Linked DNA regions of Homo sapiens: region 1 is linked to region 2. Evidence: chromatin contacts called from ENCODE Hi-C data. All regions are on one chromosome and are shown on one strand. The core of a region is the stretch at or near the end of the contact, and the rest is flanking DNA. Distances in the headings are between cores, read along the strand shown. Region 1 overlaps FHOD3 (formin homology 2 domain containing 3). Region 2 has its middle 95 kb from the start of MIR187.

The links. Hi-C counts contacts between places; a loop is a spot of excess contacts on that map. Pooled maps may share reads with other maps.
Region 1: a loop to region 2 is called in a map with no recorded cell type, with 2.0 times the contacts of the local background. The contact joins two enhancer-like sites. A Hi-C loop is called at or near these places in 2 of 37 single-sample maps with no recorded cell type and 1 of 50 pooled maps.

Annotation. Positions count from the first base shown.
Region 1 is chr18:36,627,060-36,631,309 of GRCh38, reverse strand. All of the region lies in intron 10 of FHOD3 (formin homology 2 domain containing 3), which reads right to left. Among named protein-coding and RNA genes, the nearest start is that of TPGS2, 200 kb to the left of the region's middle. Within about 2 kb of position 1,894, at least 3 of the 41 ENCODE cell types and tissues checked have a DNase peak (open chromatin) inside an H3K27ac peak, as active enhancers do.
Region 2 is chr18:35,808,418-35,812,356 of GRCh38, reverse strand. No RefSeq gene overlaps it. Among named protein-coding and RNA genes, the nearest start is that of MIR187, 95 kb to the left of the region's middle. Within about 2 kb of position 2,481, at least 2 of the 41 ENCODE cell types and tissues checked have a DNase peak (open chromatin) inside an H3K27ac peak, as active enhancers do.

The DNA of each region.
Region 1 (4,250 bases), core at 645-3,144, 820 kb before region 2:
ATGCTTCAATACCTCCACATCCTATGCCCAAGACCACAGTGATTCTAAACACCCCTCTGGTGAGGATTTGTGGAGACTGAGTGCTTCCCACTCCTTAGGAGCGGTAGTCTGTTCTCTGCCAGGTGCAGGCTGAGCTTCCAGTGCTGGTCTCTGCACCCTGCCCCACAACAAACCCCTGCCAGACTTCTCCCTGCAGCTCAAGTGGGCTCTCCACTGCCGCATCAGTACTCCTGGCCTGGAGCCCACCTAAGCATGGTCTCTTTTGCTCCTGGAACCAGCTGAGGCTAGGCCACATCTTCTCTCTGCTGCTCAAGGGTCAAGTATGTCTGTAGGTCAGACTACTGTTCTCCTGACTACAAGCTCAAGGCTTGGCTACAACTCCTGACTCCCACAAGACCCATTTATATATCCTTATCACTTTGCATTTATTAGAATGAGGACTTCTGTGAAACATACATTAGTCAATTTTTCTGTAACCCTAGTGTAACTTACATGGAAAAAAATTAGCAATTCTTATATGTAACTTTTTTCCTTCTTGACCATCAGTTGAAAGTATCGGCAGCCAAGAGGAGAGTTGCCCACTGCTGCTTCTCAATGCAGATTCCTCAGCTCCACTTGAACATTTCTGGTGAGACTGTGCCAGGTTCCTCTTCCTCTGAACAGGTTCGTGAAGCCTGGATGTAGACTGTCACACCTCTCTTATATAATCATTGTTCTCTCTTGCCAACTTGTTTTATGCTGGTGTCACATTCCATTATGTCAATTTTTTGGAGTGATGGATGTGTATGAAGCCGATTAGAATTGGATTTGTTGGCATTTCAGTTACTGAGAGTAGCATGAGATTAAGTCAAGGCTTGGTCCCCTAAAAGTGTTCAAGCATATTTCCTGAGAATTTGAAGCGTGAAACTTTGCTAAACGGACTTAAAATCAAAAAAAAGACTCTACTGTAAACCATGTAGTAGCCCAGAGTAACCAGTCAGCTGTGAAAGACAATTCATATCTCATTTAAGGAATCTGTTTCCATGACATTTGTTTGTAAAATGCCAATGGATTTTTTTAAACTAGAAATATATTCTATAGATCTGTGTTTTAGCTGATTATATTCTCTGAAAAAGAGTCAATTTTGACCCATGCACATGAATATTTAAGGTAGGTGCACAGAGTTCCAAATGCTTCTAAGAAAACTACCCTTTCCAATAGCCAAAACACTCTCTATCTCAGCATCATGTGGATTACATAACCAACGATCTGCCTTCCCCTAAGGCAGAATTTCTCAGATTCAACACTACTGACATTTTAAAACAGATAATTATTTGTTTGGCAGGGGGCTATCCTGCACTAAGTAGAACAGCATTCCTGGACTCCACCCACTAGATGCCAGCAGCACCACCCCGTCCCAGTTATAACAACCAAAAATGTGTCCAGATGTCTCCTAGGTGGCAAAATCACCCCGGTCAAGAACCACTGCCCGAAGGGACCACTGGGACCAATCCCGGCCTGCACAGTCCAATCTTCCCTGGACTCATCACATAGTCCCCTCCCTCTCCATGTGTCCCTCAATCTGGCTTATCTCTTGCCCTTCTCCGACCCCTCAATCTTCCTCTGTGCCCTGGGAACTCATGATCAGCCATCAGCAAAGTCCCCTATAGTCTCTATCTCTTCATGGAATATTCCTTTGACTTCCTTGCTCTAACACCAAATCTAAGAATACTGTTCCCCATAGCCCTCACACATAACACAGTGGATTCTTCTCTCATATGCCACATACTCTCCTTTGCCAATTTCCCCCAACCTCCCTCAAGAAACCCAGACCCTTGGGACAGGGGTTGGCAAACTACAGCCTGTGGGCTACATCTGGCCTACCACCTGTTTTTATACGGCCTGTGAGCTAAGAGTGGTTTTCACATTTTTAATGGTTGAAAAAAAATCAAAAGAATAATATTTCATGACATGTAAAATTCAAATCTCAGTGTCTATAAATAAAATGTCACTGGAATGCAGCCATGCTCATGCCAGTACCAGTGGCTGATGGCTGTTGACGTGCTACAAAGGCAGAATTCAGTTGAGTAGTTGCAATAGAGACCGTCTGGTACTCCAAGTTTAACATGTTACTTGGCCCTTGACAGAGAAAGTTTGCAGACCCTGCTGCTGAGGCACGTGGCACTAGTCTGGACCCTCCACTCCCTAACCAGTTGTCAACATCCACTATCTGCCAGGTCACTCTTCCACGTATATTAAAATATACACATGACTGAAAGCTGCATGGCACAACTGTTAACATTAGTGACTAAATGAAGTTCAAAATTACTTCTATAGTTTGGAATGTTGTGTGGAAATCAGCAGGATGAAACTGAAAGTTCACGTGTTAAGTCCCATGCAGTGTTTGGTATCAGAAGGACTGACACACAGAGCAGGAAGCAGCCCTGTTTTTGTCAACAGAGGAAGAACCAGGATAAACAGAATAGTTCAAGGGCAGATGGGGTACCTCAGGAGAAAGAGCACCCATGCCTGGAAGTGTACCCCATCTCTTGGGAACTTGACAGAAAGGGCTCCTGCTTTGGGCTAAATTTTAAGAACTTTCTAGCACTAAGATTTTTTCCCCTTCCAATGAAATTTGTAAACTTTAAGTGCAAAGATGAAACTCATTATGACACACATGGTCCCATAAAGATGCTTTTAGTTGACCAATGACCAATAAACTTGTACCTTACTGGGCAAATGCTCAGTGTAGAGTTGTATTTCCTAAGAAACCAAAGCAAACAAATCTGAGTTCAAGCTCTTATTAGTCTTTATTAGAATTAAAGCACATAGCTGGCTTAAGTCTACAGGGAGACTAAGCATTTCTCTCCAAGTCTTTGAATTTTTGTATTTACCTCAAACAAAAAAATACCTACAAGGAATGTAAATCAAATTGTCTCTCTAATCATCTCGCTTGAAGAATATGTTTAGGAGTGGTTGGCTGGGATGTGGTTGACTGGGAAGGAGTCTGTATACTTTGGATATTAAGAGCCAAGGGCCCAGCCCTTGGTCATAGCCCTTAGTCCTGTGATTTGGAATAGGCACTTAGCCCCATCTGTTTTCTCACTTGTACAATGAGGTTAATAAAACCTGTCCTGTCTGAATCTTACAGAGGATGATCGTGAGAGTTAAATTCAAATGATGCAAAAGGACCATCTGAGTGGAGACTGCCCTATATTTTTTTAGAACAATATGAACCCCTTTCTAAAACATATTTCTCCCTTCTTTACAAAAGTTGGCATCACTTGGGTGACTGAGTTATAAAATCTAGCCCCAAATCCTTCATATGTGGCATCTGAAGGCATGTTGCTATAAGCTAGCGTTAGGTGCGGCCAGGGCGTTTGCAGGGATGAAGAGCAATGTGCATATATGTACATGAGGCAGCTTCTGTGTCTTTCAAGGTCTGCAGGGGACAGAACACAATGAGCCACTTGACTCTGAGGTACTGTTTGAGGCACAGATGTTGAGCAGGTGACTAAGCTATGCAGGAAGAAATCATTTCCCAATCAGCATTTCACCACTGCATTCCCACTATCGCACTCCCACCTCATCAAAATCATGCCGTCACTTTGGGGCCACAGGCAAAATCCCTCCAACAGGCTTCGTAAATGAAGTCACTTCATAATCATCAATCTAGATAGATAAAACATCACCTATCTTTACAAGCTGCAAAGTATATTTTGCTCAAATGCTACTAAATTAATGTTGAAGTAATAATTCCAGTAAAGTGAAATTCCAAAAAGAATGAAGCAAACAGCATTCAGAGTGGCATCTCTGGCCTCCTGTTTCAGATCCTACCGAGCCCAGCACTTCAAGACTGTGAACCGTGCCCAGGATGGTCCACTTCCGTATCATCATCCTTACCAGCCTATTGCAAAGCATTGTCACCTGAACTCACAACACAGGAATCCTCGAAAAGTGTAACAGCAAGAAACAGACAAGGAACAAACATGATGAAGCAGGAGAACACCAAGTACTACTGACAAGGTCCACCTAACTCCTACCCTCAGCATCTTCGGTGGCTTTATATACAGGCCTTTTTCAGAGGATTGTGTACAATTTCCTCAATTCTCTTCATGTTAACTTCTCAAGCCAGCTGGAAGAGAGCTTCGAGGGCTTTTTCTTTGAGAATTGGCTGAGTTTCTTTAAGATTCTAGATCACAAAATGCAATGCTCATGGTAAAGGTTCTCTTTCCTTAATATGTTTAGAAGTTTAGGTCTTCTTTTCACTA
Region 2 (3,939 bases), core at 1,232-3,731:
TGGTTTCAAAGAACATCTTTATGTCTGCCTTCATTTTGTTATTTACCCAGTGGTCATTTAGGAGCAAGTTTTTCAGTGCCCACGTAGTGTGCGGTTTTGAGTGAGTTTCTTAATCCTGAGTTCTAGTTTTCTGTGGTCTGATAGACAGTTTGTTGTGATTTCTGTTCTTCTACATTTGCTGAGGAGGTGCACAGGAAATTTTTAGGGCACTGAAACTATTCTGTATTATATTATAATGGTGGATGTGTCATTATACATTTGTGAAAACCTGTGAAATGTATGACTCAGAGTCCTAATGTAAACTGTGAACTTTTGTTAAAAATAATGTGTCAATATTGCCTCATCAACTGTAACAAATGTGCAAGATAGGAAATAGGGGAAACAGTCGGGGGTGAGTAAGGGAATACAGGAATGTGTACTTCCCCCTCAATTTTCCTGTAAACCTCAAATTGCTCTAACAATAAAGTCTATTTTTTAAAAATCCCATTTCTCACCATTCTTCCATTTTAGTTAATTAAATAATTACTTTATATCTGTTTGGAATCCTAGATCTTTATTTCACTCCACGGGTAAAATAAATAAATCCATTAGTACTGAGAAAGAAAAAGGTAGTCCCTGAAACCTGGGAACCAGTCTGACACTTGCAACAGGACTCAGTGTTATTAGAAGCTGGCCTGGTGCTTCTAGATGTCTGTTGGACATAAACCGTCTCACACAACATCAATGTCAGAGAAGGTCACTCTGAGACCGAGGTAAATTAAGACAAAACAGGGCCACTTCATAAATTTGTCTAGGTATGGACAAAACCAAGATGCAATCCATACAATCCCATCCCTGTCTCCTGGCTAATAAGAGACCACTGCTTCTTGACCATTCCAGCATTATCTGCTCTAGCTTGTTTTTCCTGTATAGAAGGTTTATTGAGGTGTCCAGTCATAGCATCGTCCCTACTTTCTGACAATGTGCAATCCACGTGAAGCCAAGTTCCTGGACTCTCCCAAAACCCTCCCAAACCACTGCCTAATCCTATAATAGGTTTTTTTCTGAAATCTTCTTACTGAGATCCCTTCCACCATAGTCCCCATGGTGTGCATTCTTCCTCGCTGTAAGGGGTAATGAACCCAAATGGTTCAACTACAGGCATTGACATTTATTTTGATGCTCAAATTGTCCTAGATTTGGCCTGTAGGCTGCAGTCCTTTTGACAGATCCTTATTATTGTTGTTTGAGCATTTTCCTGCTTTCTAGCACAACAAGATGCTCCAGGTTCACCTCGTATATTCTCTGTTCCAGCCCTGGAACCAGTAACTTCTCCAAGAAGCCCTGGGTTCTTTTAGCAGGAAATGGTACTTAAAAGTGAATGTCTGGGTCTAAGTGTGCTCATTGCTTTTGGGGTGTCACTGCTCCCAGGGCTGGGAAGAGCTACGAAATACATATATGTATTCTTATACACACACACACACACATAAACATTTGTATCTATATTTCTCTCTCTTTACTTACACACACACACACACACACACACACACACTCTGATACTCCCAAATTCAGCACCATAGGTTCATTCTAGTTGTCTCCTTCCTGATTTGTAGCGCTCTTTTTCTGGCAATGAGGAACCTGGCATCATCCTTAATACATCCACTTGTTTGGGTAATCCACCAGTAGTTAGCCAATCTCCCTTCTCTGGCCCACCCCTCCCCCTGCTGATGCCTGGACTCAGAGACCCTGTGCTGGGCTGTCCCCTCATCGGGATGCCCTCTGTATCCTGCTTGGAGTTTAAATGTTTAAAAACACTTAAATTTTACTTACATGTTTGTTAAAGCATTTGTTTATATTTTACTTTAATGTAATCTGTGACCAGCAGCATCCTCGACGGTGGGAACAGCACAGCAGAGCTGTCTCTGTGAGGCTCTTTCTTTCTTTTTTCCCACATAATAATACACATCATACCACAAGGCTTTCATGGGCATCTGAATGCTGTAAATTTTGCCAGCAAAGGTACATTCTTCTCATCTCCTTTTGCTTCTGGGACTGTCTTGACAGGCTGTGATTTGTGGGTCTGTGTTTGTGGTGTGTGTGTGTGTGTGTGTGTGTGTGTGTGTGTGTGTGTGTGACTAAGGAGCCACAGGCTGGGAAGGTATTTGCCAACCTCAGTCTGCTCTGGGCTCCTGCATTCACCCTGCTGTGGGCAAGGAAACTGTTCCTCACTGCATGTTCTCAGTGGCTCAGCTGGAGGCCCCCAGGGGTCCTTGGTGATGGGTGGTCTGCTGGAGGCTGTGAGAGAATTCTCTCTCCTGCAGACCAGACCTGTGTTAGGTGAGCACTTTCTGGGAGCCAGGCTCTGGGCTGAGTGCTTCATGGCTAAATCCATTTGTCTCATGTAATCCTTACAACAGCTCTGTGAGGAAGGTGTTAGCAACCGCATCTTCTGAAAGAGGAAATGGAAAGGTTAGATCATGTTTATGGGGCTGTCACAGCAGCTGCGGCCAGCCTGGACTCATAACCATGAAGCTATCTCAACCCACAACAGCACACCCTTCCCCCTGTCCCCACCAACTTTATGAAAGGCAAGGGCAATTTCATTATAGTGTAAAGCCTTAGCAGTTCAAGGAACATATAGATTGTCCAATGCAAGCATATGTTATGGTTACAAAATCACCTTTATATAGCTGGAAGCCCCAGTCTGACTTCTCTCTCTCTGCTTTATCATGGACCACCTCTACCCCAGGTCTCCTAATGGAATTTGAGGATTTTGATTTCTGTTGCTGTCCAAGACAACCTCATCCCTTAGACTCCAGACCCCAAACATACTTAGGAGCCCAGCAAACTCATATTGTGGTTCTCTCAGCCCTTGAGACTCCCCAGTTCTTTCTGGGACCTTCTTTCATCCCTGTATCTGAGCGTACTCTTTCTTCTTCTCCAAGGGTGTGATGGTGCCAGCAGGGCTAAGCTGGAGTTTTTCATGGCATGATCATCTAATCTCCTGGTCTTAGCCTTCTGGATCTACAAACTGGGGCATAAAAAAAGACTAGGCACCCATTGTGCCTCAGATCCATGCCAGCCTTTCCTCTGTGCTTCTTTTTGATCACAGGGAACTGCATTTCCCAGGCTCCTTTACTCCATGGCTTCTAGTAGGCATGGCCCATGGGAAGCCTGGTGGAAAACTAGAGGGAGGAAGGAAAGGAACTGCCTGGTGCTTTTTGCCCTTTTGCTTGGCTTCCTGCATCTCAGCATTGGTGGCTGTGTTTCCTTCATGGCTCCAGTTTCTTCCAGACAGCCCTTCCCTTAGGGTCCCAGCTCCCACAGGGCTATCCCACCAGTTTCAGCATCTGCTGGTTTTGGCCTCTAGTAACGACTTCCGCTTCCCTTTTTCATGGGCCTTCATGTATTATTGGCTTCCTTCTGTGGCTAATCCCTGCCTTTCTCCTCTCCCCTATTTAAATCGTAAATTCTTCTGTCAGCTGATGAACCAATTTCCTGTATTAAATTCCTCCATCCAGGCCAGGGACGGTGGCTGACACCTGTAATACCAGTGGTTTGGGAGGCTGAGGCGGGAGAATTGCTTGAGCTCAGGAGTTCAAGACCAGCCTGGGCAATACAGCAAGACCCCCCCTCTGTAAAAAATAAAAATAATTAGCCAGGCAAAGTGGCAGTGCACACCTTTAGTCCTAGCTTCTTGGGAGGCTAAGGTGGGAGGATTCCCTGGGCCTAGGAACTCAAGGCTGCAGTGAGCTATGATTGTGCCACTACACTCCAGCCCGGGCCACAGAGCAAGACCCCCTGTCTGTCTGTCTGTCTGTCTCTCTCTCTCTCTCTCTCACACACACACACACATACATACACACACACACTTTTTAAAAAATAAAGTTCTTCATCCAAAGGCCAATTCTTACCAAGTAGTTTGAGAACCATTGAAGGGAGAGGCTTTTATTCTTTTAC